Regions from separate parts of the Homo sapiens genome. Here regions 2 and 3 are each linked to region 1. A link is a loop called in an ENCODE intact Hi-C map of the cell type or tissue named here. Cell type or tissue: mammary epithelial cell. All regions are shown on one strand. Links, peaks and the distances in the headings refer to the core of each region. The heading gives the core; the rest is flanking DNA.

Evidence for each region. Hi-C counts contacts between places; a loop is a spot of excess contacts. Peaks named below come from ENCODE experiments on the same cell type or tissue, not always from the same donor. Only the 100,000 strongest peaks of a DNase experiment are listed, where the experiment ranks them.
Region 2: a loop joins it to region 1, with 8 times the contacts of the local background. A loop is called at or near these places in 14 of 110 quality-filtered maps.
Region 3: it touches region 1 in a loop (5-fold over the local background); 84 of 110 quality-filtered maps call a loop at or near these places.

Annotation. Positions count from the first base shown.
Region 1 is chr9:34,990,776-34,998,974 of GRCh38, forward strand. It overlaps DNAJB5 (DnaJ heat shock protein family (Hsp40) member B5), which reads left to right. Exons shown (of 5, transcript NM_001349723.3): 2 at 1-37; 3 at 2,425-2,669; 4 at 5,490-6,091; 5 at 6,251-7,653. The coding sequence ends at 6,484. Among named protein-coding and RNA genes, the nearest start is that of DNAJB5, 5.1 kb to the left of the region's middle. RefSeq lists enhancers at 1-84, 85-1,014, 1,677-1,971, 1,945-2,874, 3,805-4,734. In mammary epithelial cell, for the core only: a CTCF peak has its summit at 3,821; DNase peaks (open chromatin) are centred at 1,806 and 4,746; H3K27ac peaks cover 1,348 bases.
Region 2 is chr9:34,756,586-34,764,784 of GRCh38, forward strand. It overlaps a transcript of PHF24 not described here. Among named protein-coding and RNA genes, the nearest start is that of SPATA31F1, 31 kb to the left of the region's middle. In mammary epithelial cell, for the core only: a CTCF peak has its summit at 4,063 (motif pointing right); no DNase peak of the experiment used is centred there.
Region 3 is chr9:34,895,838-34,904,036 of GRCh38, forward strand. It overlaps a transcript of PHF24 not described here. Among named protein-coding and RNA genes, the nearest start is that of SPATA31F3, 4.2 kb to the left of the region's middle. In mammary epithelial cell, for the core only: a CTCF peak has its summit at 3,909 (motif pointing right); a DNase peak (open chromatin) is centred at 3,904.

The DNA of each region.
Region 1 (8,199 bases), core at 1,359-6,358:
TTCGAGCGTGGACGCTGAATGGGTTTGTAAAGTTTCGGTAAGTCCCTCCGGAGAAGGGCACTCACACCCATACCCAGTCAAACCCTCCACGCGGCCATCCCCTCCATTGCCTTCCTGCTTCCTCCAACTCATCCTCATCCCCTCTGTGACATACAGGAACCCCCCTCCGGCCTCACCCACATATTTGAATGAATTGCACCCCTTATCATTCCTTTTCTCAAACCCTTCAGGTATCCATTTTCCACAGACATTTCCTCCATTATTTCAACTCTCCACATTCCTCCCTTTCAACCCATCATTAACCCATTTTCCACCTCAGCCATTTCCATCTGTCACTCATCCCCCTCCATCAGTACCTCATTTTCTGTATCAGCCATCTCCCCTCCCTGTACCTCAACAGTCCCCCTCGCCATTTTCTCCCCATTTTTCCTTCCTGCCTCTACCTTAACATCCTCCTCATTCTTCTCCATCAAAGGCAGTGCCATGCCATGGGGCTCCTTTGTCATTCCAACACGTGGCCTGTGGGTAGGGGGGAAGGGAAGGAGGGAGGAAAGCAGAAAGAGAAAAAGGAGGCAGATCCTGAAAGAGCTTGCCCTGTGTCTGCGGAGGCAAGAGATGTATGGGCCTAGAGCAGCTAGCAGGTGGGTACCAGGGAGGAAGCTGGCCGGGTGTGGAGGTAATGCAGGGACACCAAAAGGAGGTGGGTGGTTGGTGAGCCGTTCCACTGGCCCTCTGCCTGGAAGCTGCTCTCGTTCTCTAGGGGCACCCTCTTGGTGTGCTAGGGTTCTTTCCCAGTCCCAGGGGAAAGAAGGTGTGGGTTGAGGCAGAAATGGCAGACCACCCCCCCCCGCTCCCTCTCAGACGGCTTTTGCTGCCATTTCCGAAAACGGTTGCCCCCCCCCCCAACGAGGTGCTCTTTCTTCTCTGCCTCTCCCAACCCCACCCCCCACCCCATCTCCCCCACAGACGTGACATGCTGGTGGGGGGCAATGGGGGAGTACCCGCCTTTGTGGAGCCTTTTCTTCGTCAGAGAAAGGTGACTCCCAGAACCATGAGTCAACCCAGCCACCTGCAGCAGGGCCTGTGGGGGCAGCAGTGAGGGCCATTGTCCCTGCCCACCTAGGGCCTTGGGCGCCTCCCCCTTACCCGGTTACAGGCCTCACTCCTGGAAGGACACCCTGTACACCTCCCTGCTGTGAAGCAGTCAGAGGCAGAAAGGCAGGTCTCAGCTGTGGCTGCCAGCCTAGGACATTGCTAGAAAGACTCTGGTTCTCCTGGCTTTGGCAGGGGTTGGCCAAGTCTCAGAAGGGCTGAGAATGGCTTCTGGCCATCCCCCAGAGAGCTCTAGCTACAGGAAAGTCCCCCTTCCCCTGATATCCACCACAGACACACCGATAGAGGGAGACTGGAATGGAAGAATTCGGGTTGTACGTTTCTCTTATAACAAATGCTCCTGCACCCACCTTAAAAGGGACTCAGAGGAATATGGGTCTGATGATGGGCCGGATCCTAAACCACAGGGTGGACTGGGGGCGTAGGGTGAGGCTAGGAGAGGTATTAAGGAAATGGTGGTTGGTTAGTGCCCAATTGTCTCCTAACAGCTGGGGTTGAAAAAGTCCTGTCCCCAGGATGCTTTTGTTCACTCACACTGGTGCTTAGGCGGCACAGCCCTCACAGTTTTGTGTGTAGACGCTGGCAAATGAGTAAAGGGAACTGTTGCCCTGGTTGGGGGAAGGATAGTGTCGCCCCCCCTGCTAATGAGGGAGTTGGAAACAGCAGTTTCCAAAGGCTGTGAGTCACCCTGTGATCTGAGTCACACGTGAGGCTTAGCATCGTCAGAGGGGTGGGGGCGGGGAGGCCTGGGGTCTCCGATGGCAGACAGGACTCCAGACACCCATTCCCTGACTCAGTCTGGCTGGCCAGGACAGCTGGCGGAAGACCCAGGCCTGTTCCCGGTCCTGGGCCACTGCCCCAGCTGCCCTCAGCCTGGGCACCATGCCTGAGGCGTGGCGTAGGAGACCACGATGCTCAGGTGACCTCACCCGTTACACTGACCTTCGCCAGCTCCTGTGTGTGGGTCGCTCAGTCCATGGTGCCACCTCGCTCAGCAGGGCCTCTCAGGGGTCCTCAGTCTGGCCCAAGGACCAGGGCCTCAGCCTAGCCCCAAGAGTGGGCCACAACCTTCAGCTTCCTGCTGGGAAAACCCAGGAGGTGAGGACGGAATCACAGAATTCTAGAATGTCAGAGCCAGAAGAGATCATCTAGTCCAAACCTTTCATTTTACAGATGGGGGGACGCAGGCCCACAGAACAGGCATGACCTGCTGAAGGTTACCCAGGGAGTCATTTAGGGATTGCAAGATCATCAGGAACAGGGCTGGGGCAGAAGAGAAGGCATCAAGTCTTGGCCCTGGGTTTCTTTCAGAAACAAGGAGACCAGTGCTGGTCCAGTGGCTGTGATGGGAAAAGATTATTACAAGATTCTTGGGATCCCATCGGGGGCCAACGAGGATGAGATCAAGAAAGCCTACCGGAAGATGGCCTTGAAGTACCACCCAGACAAGAATAAAGAACCCAACGCTGAGGAGAAGTTTAAGGAGATTGCAGAGGCCTATGATGTGCTAAGTGACCCCAAGAAACGGGGCCTGTATGACCAGTATGGGGAGGAAGGTAAGAGGGCAGCACTCCAGCCCAATCCCGGACCCCTCCGCTTGGTAGGGGTCCCAGGTGCACCAGTTTGTGTAGCGGGGAACTGGAGGCTGTGGAGGGGGTGAGGGCAGCAAGGGTTTCCAGCACTGTCACCCAGAGAAGAGAGAAGCCCACCCACTACCCAGCTCAGCTCACCCTAGTTCTCCCCGCCTCTCTCTGCCCCCTCCCTCCTCGGGTTCAGGCCTTAGAGAGGTCTGAAGCAAGAGCCAGAGGCCTTCCCCGCCCTTCTTTCCTTCCCAGCCTTATTAGTCCTGCCTGAAGTCTCCGCTGCTTCATTGGCTGATGAGGAAGGTTGGGGAGAGGGAGTGTGTGGCTCTCTGAGGACAGAGCATTTACATTCATCAGCATAAAAGTCTGGCCCTTAAGCAGCCTGGGAATTAACTACCAGAGCTCTGAGCAGAAATGGTTTTCCCCTTCTCTCCCCCGGCCCTGCCTGCTTCTGGCCAGCAGAACAGAGGTGGAGCTTTGCCTCCCAGAGGAAGTGGCAGGGATCCAAGGGTGGACGGGGAACTGCTGCTGGCATCTTCCCCCTTCCCTGGGGTAGCTGGTGGCCATGGGGTGGGAGGCAGGAAAGGCCCAAATAAAGCCTCTGAGAGGGAGGCCCCTCCCAGCACATCCCACGGCCATGATGTAGCTGCTAATTCTGGGCCTGCCCCTCAGGGCTGCCTGCCACCCGCCAGCCACAGGCACCTGTCAGGCTATATTAAGAGACATTGTCACGCTGAGGACTCTCCTTCCTGGGAAGAACTGTCCTTCCTCCCCAACAGAATCCACCTTTCTTTCACATTCTCCTCCTCTTCACCCTCCCCTTTCTATCCTCAAAACTAAATGGGCTAATCATATGTAGATAAGAAGGTTATTTTCTTCCCCTCCTCCTGGCCTTGTGTTCCATGCCCCTCTGTGAACCCTCATCCTCCCAACTCCCTTTTCCTATTCTCCATGCTGCCGGTTCCTTCCATTCTTCCTGCCTACCTCCTAGACGTGCCAACTCCCAGATTCACCAGATACCGGCTGGAACCCCCAGTATTCTTTCAGCTAAGACATTTTTCTCTCTGGCATGGAGGGATGGGAGGGATAGGAGTGGAAAAGAGGGAAGCAGTGCAGACACCATGCCACCATGTGACCTGTCTTGGAATTGCACCCATTCCTCCATTCAGCCTCACCTTTGTTTAGAAAGAAGGCAGGAGCTGGGAGAGCTCCCTTGAGATACTTCACCCCTTCTGCCTAAGTGAAGGGGTCCAGACACCAGGTTCTGATGCAGAACCCCATCCCAGGAAGGCCCCTGAGGATGCGGCATGGCCTTAAGGGGACCTCCATGGCCTGGGGAGGGAGAAGCAGCTTAGAAATGTTGGTTATATTTCTGTCCACCCTGCCCAATCCCCAGCAGCCATTTATTATAGAGCAGTTATACACACAGACTCTGTGTGCAGCTCCAGCTAGGGACAAGTTGCTCCCAGCTTGAAAAGGGGGTGGTAGTGGAAGAATAGAAATCCCTATAGAGAGAATTACCCCTTCCCATCATCATCAGTCCAGCCTCCCTCCCTCTCTCACTGAGCTCTGCCAGGCTGCTTGAACTCGCTTGATAATCAGCCCCTCGATAGAAGGAAAGGAGAGATCCTAGGTCTTGGGGGAGGGGTGAAGAGGCAGCTGCCACAAGTCCCTGAACCGTCTGCCACTTGGCCTCTCTAGTGAAACTCAAATCTGCCCTTGTGGTCCCAGGAAATAAGAGGCTAATTTAGGCTCAGATCTCCATGATCAGTTGAAATTCTAGATAAATGGCCTCAAAGAGAAGGGTCTCTTTCCTAGCCTGGACCCCACCCATAGTCTCTGTATTCCGGAGCAGTTCTCAGTGTGAACCGTCTCCCCACATCCCCCACTACTGCCAGCACCCCCTCCTGTGCATGAAGGCTGCCTCCAGGAATCTGAGCCCCTTAGACAGGACCTGACAGAGAGAGCAGCTAAGGTCACCACTGCCATGTGCCAGCCCATTCATGCATTTTGGTTGCTCAACATTAGGTGTGGGGTATGGCGTTTGCTGTTGTATAACTCCAGGGAGCTCCATTCCCATTGTAGTCTATGTCTGTACAATGTGTGAATGACACTCCCTAAAGTTGTGTAACACCGAGCAGAGTGTGGGAACAAAGCATTTAAAAACTTTTTCTAGAAAAATAGCTCTTCATCTCCAAGCTAATGAGCTTTCCCACTTTTTAAGGCTTCCTGATTTCCCGTTTGAGCAGGGGCCAGGGAAAGAGGAAACACTGCTAGAAGCAGAGTGAAAGTGGTCTTCCTCCCGGGTTGGATCCCTAGCCTATTTGCGACTGTTCACTTACCAGCCCCCTCTGTGGTCACATCCTGTCTGATGGCCCCTTGTCCTATATGTCTTTGGAGATAAGCAAAGATTTGGGAACCAAGTATCACTTGTAATGTGACACCAGGCTAGTCATTCAAGGCTTTTTGAGACATCTTTGGACCATGAGTATGTGGAAAAGATTACAGGACTGGAAGTCACATCCTCTAAGTCCTCTAGTCCTGGCTTTTCCACCTATTGGGTAAGCAAGCCTCTTTGAATCTCAAGTTGTGCATCGTTATTAAATATATAATTAGGAATGGAAGATAATCTTGCCAGAAGCCTTTCTTACTCTATTAGCCTGGCCCTCTCTGTGGGATTTAAAGGTTGCTTCTTTCTTTAAGCCTGTGAACTGGGAGCTAGAGGGCAGGGGGAAGACACTGGGATTGGGGCCAGAATAAGCCACACTGCCCCTAACTTCTCCTCCCCTCTAGGCCTGAAGACCGGCGGTGGCACATCAGGTGGCTCCAGTGGCTCCTTTCACTACACCTTTCATGGGGACCCCCATGCCACCTTTGCCTCCTTCTTTGGTGGCTCCAACCCCTTCGATATCTTCTTTGCCAGCAGCCGCTCCACTCGGCCCTTCAGTGGCTTTGACCCAGATGACATGGATGTGGATGAAGATGAGGACCCATTTGGCGCTTTCGGCCGTTTTGGCTTCAATGGGCTGAGTAGGGGTCCAAGGCGAGCCCCAGAACCACTGTACCCTCGGCGCAAGGTGCAGGACCCCCCAGTGGTGCACGAGCTGCGGGTGTCCCTGGAGGAGATCTACCATGGCTCCACCAAGCGCATGAAGATCACAAGGCGTCGCCTCAACCCTGATGGGCGAACTGTGCGCACCGAGGACAAGATCCTGCACATAGTCATCAAGCGTGGCTGGAAGGAAGGCACCAAGATCACCTTCCCCAAAGAAGGCGACGCCACACCTGACAACATCCCTGCTGACATCGTCTTTGTGCTCAAAGACAAGCCCCATGCACACTTCCGCCGAGATGGCACCAACGTGCTCTACAGTGCCCTGATCAGCCTCAAGGAGGTGGGGCCTAGTCAGGCTGTGTGTGTGTGCTGGGGAGATGGTGGGGACATTCCCTCTCTTCCCGCCAGCTGGCACATTCTTTCCCCACCTCAGTCTATTTCCTTCCTTCCCACTCACCTTACCCCACCTTTTCCTCACTTTCTGCTTCGTCTTTCCCAGGCGCTGTGTGGCTGCACTGTGAACATTCCCACTATCGACGGCCGAGTGATCCCTTTGCCCTGCAATGATGTCATCAAGCCAGGCACCGTGAAGAGACTCCGTGGGGAGGGCCTTCCCTTCCCCAAAGTGCCAACTCAGCGAGGAGACCTCATTGTTGAGTTCAAAGTTCGCTTCCCAGACAGATTAACACCACAGACAAGACAGATCCTTAAGCAGCACCTACCCTGTTCCTAGGCTCTGCCCCAGCCAGTCCAGAGCCTACCACAGCAATACCCCCAACACTCACTCCACTCAATGTGCACCCAGCTTGATGTCCACTGGACACTGGCAACTTTTTCTAAAATGCAAAAAAAAGCCACTGGTTTTCAGGAAAATGTTCCTGTCCCTGACCCCTTTTAGAGCTGGGCTGCCTGGGGGGAGTGGGAGGGAGGTGGGGAGAGCTAGCCCAGGCCAGGGGTCAATGTTCATGTCACTAGCTTTCAATCCAGTTTCCACTGCAGTGGCTGGAGAGTGACCTGAGTGCTACTTGAAGATATGTAGAGATTCCTTATCCATGCCTGTACATAGCATGTCCTCCTCCCCTCAGCTTTGCTAATACCAGTCCCCTCCCTTCCCTTTGGCTTCCTGCTGTTGGGGGTGGAAAAGACTAGAAAGGACATTGCTTTCTCAGCCCCACCCCCAGGTCCACAGTGTCCAAGGTAATGGCACACATATTCATGCACAAGAAGCACTCACCTAGAGCTGTCTGTGCCTCTCTGGGAGAAAGGAGAGAGGATAAGAAGGGAAAGTTCACAACCTGTGAACAGGGACTTGAGCACGAGACACTTTTCATCTGGAGCAGGGGGGTGAGCTCCTCAGCAGCCTCCGTAACAGCTGCCCTGCCTACACCTGCAGAGCTGGAGGTTCTGTCCTCCCTGCTGCTCTCAGGAGTGTTCAAGGGTGGAGGGCAGGGAATGGGGCCTGAGGTATTAAGGCTAAGAGGTGGGGGACAGGGCCCATCTACCAGCCTTCATCAGGAAGGGAAAGGGCTTTGGGGTCAGGTGGCAGCTATTCCCCACCAAGAGATTCAGGGTCACAGGTTTTTCCCCACACCTCTGAACTCAGGGCCTAGCCACCCCCAAACTTCCAAATCCCACTTTTGTGATATGTGAAGCTACTCATTTCTTACCCTTGGAGGCTGTGTGGGGAATTTCCAGCCCTTTTATGCCTGTGTGATCCCACCCCACCCCCATAGTTGTATAAAGGTCATAGTGAAGAAGCTGGGGGAAGACTGCTTCAGCCAGATCCTGGGGTGGGGTCTTTAGGTTTTCTCACTTTGACAACCCCCGAATGTTTTTATAGTAGTTTTTTTGTATTTTTTTGTAATGACAGTATTATGTAAAAAATAAAGTATTTTAAAAATATGGCATCTGAGCAGGAGCAACAAACCTGGGATGGGGGTGGCTGAGGAGGGCCACTGTCATCCTCCCTCCCGGGCTCTGGTCACCTTTGAGAAGCCCAAGCAGGCCCTCAGTATAAGCTGAAGCTGACCTCTGCCTTCCTCGAAGCCTCCTGGGATTTCTAAAACTTATACTTCAAACACAGCACAGACAGAAAGTACCACTCAGCTATTAGAAGAAACATCTATTTGGGAAGGAAAAATATCCCTGCTCATGAGAGACAGAGACCATTGTCTTCAGATGTGCTAGCATGAAAACAGATTTTCTCTTCTTGTCTAAATTTTCTCTGAGTCAGACAAATTTTCCTTCTAGGAGAAAATTTTTTTCTAGGAGGGGGTGGAGAACTTTTTTTTTTTTTTTTTTTTTTTGACACGGAGTCTTGCTCTGTCGCCCAGGCTGGAGTGCAGTGATGCGATCTTGGTTCACTGCAGCCTCTGTCTCCTAGGTTCAAGCGACTCTCCTGCCTCAGCCTCCGAGTAGCTGGGATTACCGGCATGCACCACCACACCC
Region 2 (8,199 bases), core at 1,484-6,483, 230 kb before region 1:
GTAGTGCCATGCTGTTTTGCCTACTAGAGCTTTGTAGTATATTTTGAAGTCAAGCAGTGTGATGCCTCCAGCTTTGTTCTTTTTGCTCAGGATTGATTTTGGCTATTCGAGGTCTTCTATGGTTGCATATAAATTTTAAGGGTTTTTTTTCTATTTCTGTGAAGAATGTCATTGGTATTTTCATAGGGATTGCATTGACTCTGTAGATCACTCTGGGTACAATGGTCATTTTAAGAATATTAATTCATCCAGTCTGTGAGCATGGAATGTCTTCTTATTTGCTTTTATCCTCTTCAGATTCCTTCATCAGTGTTTTTCTTTTCTTTTCTTTTCTTTTTTGAGATGGAGTCTTGCTCTGTCACCCAGGCTGCAGTGCAGTGGCGTGACTTGGCTCACTGCAACCTCAACCCCCAGGTTCAAGCAATTCTCCTGCCTCAGCTTCCTGAGTAGCTGGGATTACAGGCACCCGCCACCACACTTAGGCACTTTTTGTATTTTTAGCAGAGACAGCGTTTCACCATGTTGGCCAGGCTGGTCTTGAACTCCTGACCTCATGAGCCACCCACTTCGGTCTCCCAAAGTGCTGGGATTACAGGTGTGAGCCACTGCACCCTGCCCCTCAGTGTTTTTCATAGATTTCTTTGTAGAGATCCTACACTTCTTTGGTTAAATTTATTTCTAGTTTTTTTTTTTTTGTAGCTTTTGTAAATGTGATTGCTTTCCTGATTTCTTTTTCAGCTAGTTTGGTGTTCACATATAGAAATGCTACTGATTTTGTATGTTGATTTTGTATCCTGCAACTTTGCTGAATGTGTTTATCATCTCTAACATTTTTGGCAGGGTATAGTTTGGGGTTTTCTATGTATAATATGTCATGTGCAAACAGGGATAATCTCCTTTGGAGATTTCATATTTCCTTGCTTTTTCATGTTTGATGTGTCCCTATGTTGAGTTCTACGAATCTGGTGGAACAGTCACCTTTTCTCATTTTATGGGTTAGATTTCATAGGGAAAGGCTTATTCATATGGATGGGTCTTGGGGTGTTGGTTTGGTGAAGTGCATTGGCTTTGGTTCTAGGTGGATGCAAAAGTGTAGTCTCTATATAGTTTCGTCAGTTGTAATCCATGCTAGTGATGTTTGCATGTGTCTCAGTGGGCTAGGCTGTAATAGTTTATGGAAGTGGTGGTGCTCCTTTGCTGGGGGTAGACTTGCTGGGCTGTTTCTCAGGTTAGTGGTGCATATATATGCACATGGTGTGTTGGCCAGTTTGGGGTCTGGCTTGCTGGGATTAGGGCCATAGGGCTATTACTCTGGTTAGGAGAACATGTGTGGTTGCTCAGTCTGCCTTGGGGTGTACCTGGCAGGGGTGGTCCATGGGCTATTTCTCAGGACTGGGACATAGCCATATTGTTTCTTAGCTGGTTTTGGTGTATGTCTGCTGAGGGCAGCCCACAGGGCTATTTCTCAGGTCCAAGATGACATCGCAAGTCTGCTTGGCTGGCTTGGGGATATGTTTGCTGAGTCTCCCATGGGGCTATTCATCAGGCCAGGAGCATAGGCACAAGGCTGCTCAGCTGGCCTGGGTGCATCTTTGCCAAGAGTAGCCCTGCAGGGATGTTTCTCAGACCTTGATAGCAGGCATGGAGCCTTGGGCAGGAACAGGGTAACGGACATGGGGCCTGTTTCTCAGGCTCTGGGTGTGGACGTGTAGCTACTCCACCAGCCTGTGGGCATATCAGTTGTTTGGTGGTTTGGGGACAGCTCCTGCTTGGGGCAGGACACACAGTGGCTTGGCTGGCTTAAGGGCGGGTTCACCAGCTTAGGAGTGGGTTTGCCCTAGGTGAACTGGCAGACTGTTCCTCTGGCTGGAAGTATAGGCAGCAGGGATTGCTTTCCCTGCTGTGCAGGACCCAAGTCACAGCTGATCCTGGTCCCAGGTTCCATGCACCTGGGATTGCGGCATTCAGCAACCCTTGTGGGCTTGACATAATGAAGATGGAGCCACAGTGCTGGGGAGGTGCAGTGGCTACTGGCCCCCAGAGCAGGGTACACTTCAGAGGTGGCTTTTGTCTCAAGATGGCATCACGCTGCAGCAGCTTGGCTCACAGGGGATTGGCGGGGGATAGGCAGTACACATCTTGCTCTTCTAATGCAGGGCAATGTAGCTGTGTGAATATTAGGCAGCTCTCTATACTGGGCTCAGGACTTGTGAGGACTGTGGGATTCTCCTGTAGTAAGGACTGTGGGTGTTTGCAGTGGCAGCAGGCACTGGGGAGGATCTTCTGCTTACCTTTTCCCCTCAAAGGGAAGTCCTACCTGATTCTAGGCTAACCCAATCTGGCGAGGGAGGTGGGGCTTCAGAGGCTGGGTGCCTCCTCACTGCTCCCGTCACCACAGGCGCATCTCCACTCCCCCACTGCACTCCACCGCTCTCCCCTCAATACTGCAGTCAAATCTTAGCTGTTTATTCATTGCCTTGTTCCTTTTTGTAGTGGACACAAATGCCAGGTGTTTCTAATCAGCCATCTTGCTGCTGTCACTGAGCTGCCCTGTAAGTATTATTAGGCCTAAAACATGCTGCCTTGATATCTTAGAACCTTAAAGGACTCCAAAGGCCTAACCATGAGTTCACCAGCTCTGCCCAGTTATGTTCACCCCCACTCACTAGTTTCTCTATCAGCTGGACCAGCTGTACCCAATCCATAGAATTGTTCAAACAAGCCAATCACATCCTCCCTGAGGCACCAACACCTCATCATGTTATTATAAAACCTGCCTCCTATGGCCCTTGTTTTTTCCCTCTTTTCCTGAGTGCAACCTCATGCGGCCCTGCATAGTGTGCGGAGTCCTCCTTCTGTGAGTGGTGAATGTACATGTGAGTAGTAAAATGCTGTCAATCTCTTCTGTCCAGTGTTGGGTGTAGGGTGTTCAGCCATCCCCAGAATCCTAAAGTGGGACCCTCTTCCTCGCCAATAAGTTGAAAAAGAGGTGAGCAGAGCACCATATTACCTATCCAAACAGCTCCGGCTCCCTGCAGCTGCTGCTGCCCTCTATGTGGCTGTAACAGTTCTATCACCCGTTAGCCTGACCTCTTGCCCCCAGCAGAATCACCATGTTCTGCAAATCCTGCACCTGCTCCTGCCGGTGCACTACTTACCTCACAGATAACCTACAGCCACTGCCCTCCCACCAAATCATTAAAACCATCTGCTGCAAACTCCTCTCCAGCAACTTGCCTGGCCTTTGTTCCTCTGCCTCAGAGCTCAGCCAAGGGCTGAGCCAAAAATAGTCTCATGTCTTTTTGCAGGGTAGGCCTTTAGCATAGGTTTATTTACTGGTTTGGGACTCATTGATGAAGGGTGCTTGTGCGGACAGGACAGTGGGATCAGTGTCTTCCTGAACAAGGGCGCATTCATGTAATGATCACAGCTAAGCCTGGCATTTCTCACGATGTGGGCATGGATCATCACATTTGCCCTTACTGCCTCGTGGTTGAGAGCGAACAGCAAACGACGGGGATGAAGTACACGAAAAGCCTCTGTGGACGCTGGAGGGCTGCACAACTATCAAGGATTCTTCTTCATTTGTTTCTAGAAAACTTGCTTTAAGCCAGACTCTGCTTTCATTATAATGCTGCAGAGCCACAATGATTGCAATAGAATTTCTTCAAGGAACTGTTCATGGCTACCAATTCATACGTACCCATGAGTCCTATCGCCTTGTAAAGAAAAATGTGACTGACATGCCACTGGTGTGAGACTTGTCTCTCCACATAAGCCTTATGAAAGAGCTTCGCTGTGTCTCATACTCAGAAAATACTAGTGAACATCTCAAATATACCAAGGTGCCGGGGACAGAGGTGCATAGTTGCTGCGACTCAGCGGCAACACTTTTACAGGTGAGCACCTTTGTTAATGCCCAAGAGCTAGAATTTCCAAGAAGTTGGGCAGGAAGCCCCAGAGTAGTGTCAGGCAGCAAAACCACCGGAGCTCACACAGCCGGTTACCGCCCGGTGCAGAAGCGTGGCGAGTAGCGGTAGACGGCAGCCAGAGACACTAGAGGGCAGCACGCCCCCACCCAATACTCCTAGTCCTGCGACGTCTCGGCCCCGCCAGGGGTCCTGGGCCAAACGCGGGGGCTCACGCCTGAAAGCCTAACACTTTGTGAGGCCGAGGTGGGAGACTTGATTCAGCCCAGAAGGTCAAGACCAGCCTGGGCAACATGGCGAAAACTGGTCTTTACAAAAATTACAAAAATCAGCCGGGTGTAGTGGCGAGCGCCTGTAGTCCCAGCTACACGGGAGGCTGAGGTGGGAGGATTGCTTCAGCCCAGGAGGTAGAGGCTGCAGTGAGCCGTGATCGCGCCACTGCACTCTAGCCTGGGTGACAGAGTGAAACTCCGTGTCAAAAAAAAAAAAAAGTAATCTGCTCCAGTGCTTCTCAATCCTGCCCTTACATCAGAATCTCTGGGAGGCTTGTTAAAAACAGGACTAGCTGTAGAATATGTGGTGCTTGTAAAATGAAAATGTAGGCCTTTTGTTCAAAAAGTAGGGAAAAAATGCCATTAAGAGTATTAAAATATAATTCTTTTCCCTTTTTGCTTTGGTCTCTCTCCTCTCTCAACTTCTGGTGTTTTTTGTTATTTAATGTTGTTCTAAATAAAGGAAAATTGAAACTTTAAATAATCGGCATGAATTTTACTATTCATCTTTATATTGCACATTGTCAGTTTTTTTTAATAGATGGGGTATGATTTATTCATTCATCCAACAAATTTTGAGCCCTTCTGTATGCCAGACACTATTCTTGATACTAGGAGTACAGAAAAGAACATACTGATATAGAGCTTACATTAAAGAAAGAGAGCAGATGATAAATAAATGGATAAATACCGTAGTGTCAGGGAGTGATAAATGCTATGAAGAAAGATGAAGTACCTTCTCAAATCTCTGAGACTTGGTAAGGGGAAAAAGATGTAGAACATATATGGGACACTTACTAGAATTTTTTAAAGACTTTGTGGTTGGTTGCTATTAGAGACTGGTGGTCAGGGTATGGCATGGTAGAGAGAGAGCCCTACTCATACTCTTTTGTGCTGTTTGATTTTTTTAAATTTTATTATTATTATACGTTAAGTTTTAGGGTACATGTGCACAATGTGCAGGTTAGTTACATATGTATACATGTGCCATGCTGGTGTGCTGCACCCATTAACTCGTCATTTAGCATTAGGTATATCTCCTAATGCTATCCCTCCCCACTCCCCCTACCCCACAACAGTCCTCAGAGTGTGATGCTCCCCTTCCTGTGTCCATGTGTTCTCATTGCTCAATTCCCACCTATGAGTGAGAATATGCGGTGTTTGGTTTTTTGTTCTTGCGATAGTTTACTGAGAATGGTGATTTCCAATTTCATCCATGTCCCTACAAAGGACATGAACTCATCATTTTTTATGGCTGCATAGTATTCCATGGTGTATATGTGCCACATTTTCTTAATCCAGTCTATCATTGTTGGACATTTGGGTTGGTTCCGAGTCTTTGCTATTGTGAATAGTGCTGCAATAAACATACGTGTGCATGTGTCTTTATAGCAGCATGATTTATAGTCATTTGGGTATATACCCAGTAATGGGATGGCTGGGTCAAATGGTATTTCCAGTTCTAGATCCCTGAGGAATCACCACACTGACTTCCACAATGATTGAACTAGTTTACAGTCCCACCAACAGTGTAAAAGTGTTCCTATTTCTCCACATCCTCTCCAGCACCTGTTGTTTCCTGACTTTTTAATGATTGCCATTCTAACTGGTGTGAGATGGTAGCTCATTGTGGTTTTGATTTGCATTTCTCTGATGGTCAGTGATGGTGAGCATTTTTTCATGTGTTTTTTGGCTGCATAAATGTCTTCTTTTGAGAAGTGTCTGTTCATGTCATTTGCCCACTTTTTGATGGGGTTGTTTGTTTTTTTCTTGTAAATTTGTTTGAGTTCATTGTAGATTCTGGATATTAGCCCTTTGTCAGATGAGTAGGTTGCAAAAATTTTCTCCCATTTTGTAGGTTGCCTGTTCACTCTGATGGTAGTTTCTTTTGCTGTGCAGAAGCTCTTTAGTTTAATTAGATCCCATTTGTCGATTTTGGCTTTTGTTGCCATTGCTTTTGGTGTTTTAGACATGAAGACATTGCCCATGCCTATGTCTTGAATGGTATTGCCTAGGTTTTCTTCTAGGGTTTTTATGGTTTTAGGTCTAACGTTTAAGTCTTTAATCCATCTCGAATTAATTTTGGTATAAGGTGTAAGGAAGGGATCCAGTTTCAGCTTTCTACATATGGCTAGCCAGTTTTCCTAGCACCATTTATTAAATAGGGAATCCTTTCCCCATTGCTTGTTTTTCTCAGGTTTGTCAAAGATCAGATAGTTGTAGATATGTGGCATTATTTCTGAGGGCTCTGTTCTGTTCCATTGATCTATATCTCTGTTTTGGTACCAGTACCATGCTGTTTTGGTTACTGTAGCCTTGTAGTATAGTTTGAAGTCAGGTAGCATGATGCCTCCAGCTTTGTTCTTTTGGCTTAGGATTGACTTGGTGATGCGGGCTCTTTTTTGGTTCCATATGAACTTTAAAGTAGTTTTTTCCAATTCTGTGAAGAAAGTCATTGGTAGCTTGATGGGGATGGCATTGAATCTATGAATTACCTTGGGAAGTATGGCCATTTTCATGACATTGATTCTTCCTACCCATGAGCATGGAATGTTCTTCCATTTGTTTGTATCCTCTTTTATTTCATTGAGCAGTGGTTGTAGTTCTCCCTGAAGAGGTCCTTCACATCCCTTGTAAGTTAGATTCCTAGGTATTTTATTCTCTTTGAAGCAATTGTGAATGGGAGTTCACTCATGATTTGGCTCTCTGTTTGTCTGTTATTGGTATACAAGAATGCTTGTGATTTTTGTACATTGATTTTGTATCGTGAGACTTTGCTGAAGTTGCTTATCAGCTTAAGGAGATTTTGGGCTGAGACAATGGGGTTTTCTAGATATACAATCATGTCATCTGCAAACAGGGACAATTGGACTTCCTCTTTTCCTAATTGAATACCCTTTATTTCCTTCTCCTGCCTAATTGCCCTGGCCAGAACTTCCAACACTATGTTGAATAGGAGTGGTGAGAGAGGGCATCCCTGTCTTGTGCCAGTTTTCAAAGGGAGTGCTTCCAGTTTTTGCCCATTCAGTATGATATTGGCTGTGGGTTTGTCATAAATAGCTCTTATTATTTTGAGATAAGTCCCATCAATACCTAATTTGTTGAGAGTTTTTAGCACGAAGGGTTGTTGAATTTTGTCAAAGGCCTTTTCTGCATCTATTGAGATAATCATGTGGTTTTTGTCTTTGATTCTGTTTATATGCTGGATTACATTTATTGATTTGCGTATATTGAACTAGCCTTGCATCCCAGGGATGAAGCCCACTTGATCATGGTGGATAAGCTTTTTGATGTGCTGCTGGATTCGGTTTGCCAGTATTTTATTGAGGATTTTTGCATCAATGTTCATCAAGGATATTGATCTAAAATTCTCTTTTTTGGTTGTGTCTCTGCCCGGCTTTGGTATCAGGATGATGCTGGCCTCATAAAATGAATTAGGGAGGATTCCCTCTTTTTCTGTTGATTGGAATAGTTTCAGAAGGAATGGTACCAGTTCCTCCTTGTACCTCTGGTAGAATTCGGCTGTGAATCCATCTGGTCCTGGACTCTTTTTGGTTGGTAAGCTATTGATTATTGCCACAATTTCAGAGCCTGTTATTGGTCTATTCAGAGAGTCAACTTCTTCCTAGTTTAGCCTTGGGAGGGTGTATGTGTCAAGGAATTTATTCATTTCTTCTTGATTTTCTAGTTTATTTGCGTAGAGGTGTTTGTAGTATTCTCTGATGGTAGTTTGTATTTCTGTGGGATCGGTGGTGATATCCCCTTTATCATTTTTTATTGCGTCTATTTGATTCTTCTCTCTTTTCTTCTTTATTAGTCTTGCTAGCGGTCTATCAATTTTGTTAATCCTTTCAAAAAACCAGCTCCTGGATTCATTAATTTTTTGAAGGGTTTTTTGTGTCTCTATTTCCTTCAGTTCTGCTCTGATTTTAGTTATTTCTTGCCTTCTGCTAGCTTTTGAATGTGTTTGCTCTTGCTTTTTCTAGTTCTTTTAATTG
Region 3 (8,199 bases), core at 1,484-6,483, 95 kb before region 1:
GACTGCATCACAAAGCCCTCCTGTTCCACAAGGCAGGGATAGCATCACAGACCTTTATTTGTTTTTAAAGAGGCTTACTATGGTGATTCAATGTTCAGATGAGGGTGTCTGGTGCTCTGTATGGGCTACAGAGCCTGGGGCAAAAGATGCCAAGGTCATGGGCAACATGTACCTTTTCATGTTCTCTCTACTCTCTATACTGTTATGGCTTAGCTCTCCCCTTTACTACAATGGCCTGACACCTATTCCTGACACCTAGTGTGCATATGACACCGAGTCTCTATGCACACTACATGCCCTATAAGAGAGACAGTGGATAGATCAGAGGAACTCCATGAACTACATCATCTGTACTGGGAAGATAACAACAACAACAAAAAATAGAGGATAGGGCAAGCATCATATTGTTAAATCTTGGAAACCGATTTTTAATGCCACCAGCAATGATATATGGTCAGTACTGAGAGGTTCAGAAAGAGGGCAGTGTGTGACATGTCAAGGAAAGGACAAAGCTGATGTTCTTTTAAATAACTTTCTGAGAGTTAAAGAAGGACTTCTCCCAATCTGCGTGGTCCAGCCTGAGATGGGTGAGCAGAGATTGTAAGCACTACCTTTCATGGAGGCAAATGAATGAGGCTCACTTCTGGAGCTCTGTACAAGGCTTGATTTTTCCAGAATTGCCTCTACAGATTTTATAGCATCTAGCCTATTCATGGAGATGAGTTATTGGCAAAACTTTCGATTAAGGTTCACAAACTTGTGGCTCTTTGGTTGAATCCACCGTGGTTGGAATGTTTGCCTAAAAGAGTGTTTTATGAAAATCTGAATTTGAATAACTTTAGGCAGAGCAGGATTTTTCCTCATTTAACCCCGGGATCTACCACTCCTTTGCCCACTGATTCTCACATTAATGTTAACTTCATGACCCCTATCAATATTATGGCATGTCCCCAACACCCTAGGATTTCTGAGTTTCCTTGAGAAGTTCTTGCCCTGATAAAAGTGGTTGGTCTTAGGCTCAAAATCTCTGAAAAGGGGCCAAGTGCGGCGGCTCACACCTGTAATCCCAGCACTTTGGGAAGCTGAGGCAGGCGGATCACCTGAGTCAGGAGTTCGAGACCAGCCTGGCCAACATGGTGAAACCCCATCTCTACTAAAAATACAAAAAATTAGCCAAGTGTAGTGCTGGGCACCTGTAATCCCAGCTACTCAGGAGGCTGAAGCAGGAGAATCGCTTGAACCCAGGAGGCAGAAGTTGCAGTGAGCCGAGATCACACCACTGCACTCCAGCCTGGGTGACAGAATGAGACTCTGCCTCAAAAACAAACAAACAAAATCTCTGAAAAGGGTATTTGATCCTTCCTCCAGCATTAGTTCCTCCACCAGACAGGAATAGTGAGCACTCAATACGTGCTTAACCCTAAGTTGGGCAGTGTTGAGAGTACAAAGGCATTTGAGTTGTATTGCCTACCTGCTTTCAAGATTCTTAAAAATCTAGTTTCAAAGACAAGGCATCCACAAGAAGCAAAAGCCAACATTTTGCTGGGGAAGGGGCTAGAGAAGGGGGAAATAGAGTGTTATTGTTTAATGGGTACAGAAGTTTCTGTTTGGGGTGATGAATACAACCATCTTATTCATAAATGAATGCCCTTAATGGCACTGAATTGTACACTTAAAAATAACTAAAATGGTAAATTTTATGTTAAGCATATCTTACCACAACTTAAAAACAACCAAAAAATTCATTAGCACAAGGGTTTCTTTTTGAACTAGCTATAAGGAAAAATATTCTAAAAATGATTTGACAAACAAATGGATTAGTGAACATTTTTCTCTTTTAATTTTTTTATTTCCATAGGTTATTAGGGAACAGGTGGTGTTTGGTTACATGAGTAAGTTCTTTAGTGGTGATTTGTGAGGTTTTGGTGCACCCATCACCCGAGCAGTATACACTGCACCCTATTTGTAGTTTTTTATCCCTCACCTCCTCCCACTCCTCCCCTCAAGTCCCCAAAGTCCATTGTATCATTCTTATGCCTTTTCATCCTCATAGCTTAGCTCCAACGTATCAGTGAGAACATATGATGTTTGGTTTTCCGTTCCTGAGTTACTTTGCTTAAAATAATAGTCTCCAATCTCATCCAGGTCGCTGCAAATGCTGTTAATTCATTCCTTTTTATGGCTGAGTAGTATTCCATCATATATATATACCACAGTTTCTTTACCCACTCATTGACTGATGGGCATTTGGGTTGGTTCTACGTTTTTGCGATTGCAAATTGTGCTGCTATAAACATGCACGTGCAAGTATCTTTTTCGAATAATGGCTTCGTTTCCTCCAGGTAGATACCCAGTAGTGGGATTGCTGGATCAAATGGTAGTTCTACTTTTAGTTCTTTAAGGAATCTTCACACTGTTTTCCATAGTGGTTGTACTAGTTTTCATTCCCACCAGCAGTGTAGAGGCGTTCCCTTATTGCCACATCCATGCCAACATCTACTGTTTTTTTATTTTTTGATTATGGCCATTCTTGCAGGAGTAAGGCGGTATCACATTGCGGTTTTGATTTGCATCAGTGAACGTTTTTCTTAAATGTCCTTCTTATACCTACAAAAGGAAACTAGATCTTCATATTAAGGATAATTTAAGAAGAGTCCTACCTGAAAATGGGATGAATTTGAGCTATTTCATCATCTGCCCTGAACTTGCAAATTCCATAATACAGGAATGAGAAGACTTTTTCAAACAAAGAGCACTGAATGAAAGGTTAACAAAAATCAATTAAAAGGCAGCTTGAGTCAGCTTTTTAGTAGCAGGTCATCAACATACCTGCAAAGTAGCCTGTATCCTTCATTACTTTTATTACTCCTACTTAACCAGCTGTTGCCACCCTCTATGCAGCTGTAACAGTTTTGTCACCCATTAGCCTGACGTCTTGCACCCAGCAGAATCACCACATCTGCAAGTCCTGCACCTGCTTCTGCCAGTGCACTACTTACCTCACAGATAACCCACAGCCTCTGCCCTTCCACCAAGCCATTAAAACCATCTACTGAAAACTCCACTCCAGCAATTCGCCTGGCCCTTGCTCCTCTGCCTCAGAGCTGAGGAATTAGAGCCAAGGGCTGAGCCAAAAATGGTCTCATGCCTTTTTGTAGATTAGGCCTTTAGCATAGGTTTATTTACTGGTTTGGGGCTCATCGACAAGGGTGCTTGTGTGGACAGGACAGTGGGATCAGTGTCTTCCTGAACAAGGGCTCATTCATGTAATGATCACAGCTAAGCCTGGCATTTCTCACGATGTGGGCATGGATCATCACATTTGCCTTTCCTGCCTCGTGGTTGAGAGCGAACAGCAAACGAGGGAGATGAACTACACGAAAAGCCTCTGTGGACGCTGGAGGGCTGCACAACTATCAAGGATTATTCTTCATTTGTTTCTAGAAAACTTGCTTTAAGCCAGACCCTGCTTTCATTATAATGCTGCAGAGCCACAATGATTGCAATAGAATTTCTTCAAGGAACTGTTCATGGCTACCAATTCATACGTACCCATGAGTCCTATCGCCTTGTAAAGAAACATGTGACTGACATGCCACTGGTGTGAGACTTGTCCCTCCACACAAGCCTTACGAAAGAGCTTCGCTGTGTCTCATACTCAGAAAATACTAGTGAACATCTCAAATATACCAAGGTGCCGGGGACAGAGGTGCATAGTTGCTGCAACTCAGTGGCAACACTTTTATAGATGAGCACGTTCATTAATGCCCAAGAGCTAGAATTTCCAGGGAGTTGGGCAGGAAGCCCCAGAGTAGTGTCAGGCAGCAAAACCACCAGAGCTCACACAGCGGATTACTACCCAATGCAGGATTGTGGGGAGTAACAGTAGATGGCAGCCAGAGACACTAGAGGGCAGCACATGCCCACCCAATATGCCTAGTCCTGTGACATCTCTACCCTGACAGGAGCTTTCAAAGGTTATCTTCTCCAGTGGGCTCTCAATCCCAGCCTTATATCAGAATCACTCGGGAGCTTGTTAAAAATATAGATTTTCTGGTTTCACTCCAGACTAATGAATCGGAATCTCTAGATGCAGAGTCCAGCAACCTCTATATTAAATAAGTATCAAAAATAACCCTCAAGCAAGAAGGCACTCAGCTATGGGTTTGTATTTGAGACTCTGATGAAACTATGTCTCTCCCCTCACACTCAAAATTTGATTGAATTTCAGAGGCATTGACTCCACTTATGGACACCGTGGGGAACTCAGGAAGCCTGGTTAAGAAATTTGAATACAATTTATGCCAAGCGAAACACCATCACTCTGAGGTGGAAGCCTCAGCAAGGCCAGGGTCCTTCATGTTTTAAAAAGTCATAGGAACTTTGGGAAAAAAGAGAGACCAATGACCAATATTGAGAATGAGAGAGGTGACTCACCAAAATTCCAAAGACATTTAAAGGACAATCAATTAATGTGAAGGCCAAGCACAGTGGCTCATGCCTGTAATCCCAGCACTTTGGGAGGCTGAGGTGGGTGGATCACTTGAGCTCAAGAGTTCAAGACCAGCCTGGGCAACATGGCAAAACTCCATCTCTACAAAAACTACAAAAGTTAGCCGGACATGGTGGTGTGCACCTGTAGTCTCAGCTACTCAGGAGGCTGAGGTGGGAGGATTGCTTGAGCCTGGGAGGTGGAGGTTGCAGTGAGCTGAGATATCACCACTGCACTCCAGCCTAGGTGACAGAGTAAGACCATGTCTCAATAACAATAATAATGTGAAAATTTTAATGTCTATAAATGGGCAACTTAGATGAAATGGACTGCTATGGTTTGAATGTGTTCCTTCCAAACTTTATGTGTTGGGAACTTAATCCCCAATGTAACAGTTTTGGGAGGTGGGGCCTTTTGGGAGGTGTTTTAGATCATGAGAACAGAGTGGATTAATGCCACTATAAAAACGGTTTGCAGGAGTGGGTTCTCTCTCTTCTGCTTTTCTGCCCTTCTTCCATGTGAGGACACAGCAAGGAAGCCCTCATCAAATGCTGGTACCTTCCCAGCCTCCAGAACTGTGAGAGAATAAATTCTCTCTTTATAAATTACCACTCTGTGGTATTCTGTAATAACAGCACCAAATGGACTAAGACTGGACAAATTATTTGAAAGACACAAACTATCAAAACTTAAGAAGAAATAGATAACCTGAATGGCCTTATATCCATTTAAAGAAATTGCATTTGTAGTTTAAATCTTGTCTCAAAAAAATTCTTGTCAAGAAAACTCTTATTTTTTTATGACCATATTTCTTCACTAGTGAATTCTAACAAATATTTGAGTATGAAATAATACCAATTCTACATAAATTCTTTCAAAAATTTAAAGAGAAGAGAATACTTCTCAATTCATTGTTTGAAGCCAGGATTGCCTTGATACCAAATCCAAAGACATTACAAGAATAGAAAACTAGAGACCAACATTCTTCATGAACATGAATGCAAAAGTTCTTAACATTTTAGCAAATCAAATTCAGCAACATATAATTGGTAGGAAATACAGAGGGCAAACAAACATGATAGACCACAGGGATGCAATCAGCAGAATCAGGACTATGGACAAAGGATCTAGTTTCTTCCACAAAAAAATTATAAGGAGAAAAGTTAAAGCAATGGAGCAGAATCTATGTATTAAAAGAGCATTAAGAGACATTTCAACTACTTGAAGTTTGTGGGCTGTATTTGTATTCTGATTCCAACAAACAAATTATAGAAAATAAAAATAGGGGGTCGGGCGTGGTGACTGGCCAGGGGTGGTGGCTCATGCCTGTAATCCCAGCACTTTGGGAGGCCGAGGCAGGTAGATCATCTGATGTCAGGAGTTCCAGAAAATAAAAATAAATTTATAAGCCAATCAAGGGAATGTAAGCACTGATTGGGTATTTGATGATATGAAGAAACTATTTTGAACTTTCTAGGTTTAGTAATGGTAGCTCTGTCACTGTAAAAGCTTGTATATGTTGAGATGCATACTAAAATATTTAATGGTATAAATTTCTGATATCTGGAATTTACTTCAAAACGAGGAGGTAACTAGTGTGGGGGTAAAGAAGAAACAAGATTGTTAAAAAATATTAATTTGAAGTTGGGTGACAGGTACATGGAGGTATGTTATTTGAAATTTTCCCTAGTAAAAAGATAATTAAAAACAGAATCTTCCAAAAATGTTTTCAAATACCTTACTAATAAAGTAAAAACTCAGAAGACAGAGTCATGCGTAAATAAATAAACATGTAGAAATGCTTTTGATTTAATAATATACACATGAAGATCTTATAATCAAAATGATTAAATTTTGTTTATACCTTGAAAATATGTTACTATGATTGTAAAAATGAATTTATATTCTTATTCTTGTATAAAATGTATTATCCTATTAAATATTACTGATAGTTACTACTCAACCAAACAAAATAATTACATTTCCATCTGCCTCAATAATGCATCTAAAAGAAACTCCCATAAAAATGAAATTTTAGTCTGGGCATGATGGTTCATGCCTGTAATCTCAACACTTTGGGAGGATGAGGCAGGAGGATGACTTGAGTCCAGGAGTTCAAGACCAGCCTGGGCAACATAATGGGACCCCATCTCTACAAAAAATTATAAAATTAGCCAGACGTGGTGGCATGCATCTGTAGTCCCAGCTACGCAACTCAGGAGGCTGAGGTGGGAAGACCTTTTGAAACTGGGAGGTCAAGGCTACAGTGAACCATGATCACACCATTGCACTCCAGCCTGGGCGACAGAGTAAGACCCTGTCTCAAAAAAATAAAAATAAATAAATGAAATGAAATTTTAGTCATGATTTCAAAAATGTTTTCAGTAGCTGTATCCTTTTCACCATTTAAAATGTTTCTAAATGTTCTGAAATTTTATTCCTATCTATGACAGATTTCAATTAAGAAAAAGAAAAGAGCTTTCTTGGGGAGGGGAGGTGGTTAATAGGGTGTCAGCAAATCTCTGTGGATAATATTATGAAAAGTCCTCATATAATAGGTGAGTTTGGCCATCTCTGGCGATGAGCTAACCTAGACAATGAACTATAAATAAAGGTCAAAGAATTCAGGAACACAAGGAAGAAAGGGGAATTAACCCTGACTGAGCAGCATTACCCAGTGCCAGGCCTGTTATACGCCTCACCTCATTCAGTGCTTACCACCAGCCAGACCCAGGTATTGTTATCCCACGTTATACAAGAGGAAACTGAATCACCAAGAAGTAAAATAACTAGCCCATCACAGCAACTTAGAGATAGATAAAAAGGTTGATTCTAAACTCCACTAAGGTCCTTGCCACCTCTATTTCATTCAAGTTAAGAGGATATAAATACTCAGAATGATTATAAATAAGCTGTTTGAAATTGCAGACTATTCACATATCCAGTAGTTTTTTAAAAGAAGGACAGTAATAAAATAAATTTTAAGATAGGAGCCCGGGTGGCCAAGGCAGGAGGACACTTGAGGCTAGGAGTTCAAAACCAGCCTGGGCAACACAGCAAGACCCCATCTCTACAAAAAATAAAAAATTAGCTGGGCATGGTGGCATGCTTCTGTAGCCCTAGCTACTCAGGAAGCTGAGGCAGGAGAATCACTTGAGCCCAAGAGGCTGAAGCTGCAGCGAGCTGTGATTGTGCCACTGCATTCCAGCCCAAGCTACAGAGCTAAACCCTATTTCAAAAATAAAATGACATGAAATAAAGTAAATTTTTTAAAAACAGGAACCAAAGAGCAAGGCTGGATCCAAAGGTCTCCAGTGTCATCCTGGTACACACCTAGTTCTTCTCATCAGGTGTGTCCCCCAACTGCAGGAAAGGCATTAGGTTGTCACAGCCCAGTGACACTAGCACCTGAGATTGTTCCACTCATGACCCTTTTGGCAGTATGGCCATTTTCACAATATTGATTCTACCCATCCATGAGATTGATGTGTTTCCATTTGTTTGTGTCATCTATGATTTCTTTCAGCAGTGTTCTGTAGTTTTCCTTGCAGAAGACTTTTGACTCCTTGGTTAGGTATATTCCTAAGTATTTTATTTTTATTTTTTTTCAGCTATTGTAAGGGAGGTTGAGTTCTTGATTTGATTCTCCGCTTGGTCACTGTTGGTGTATAGAAGCGTTACTGATTTGTGTACATTAATCTTGTATC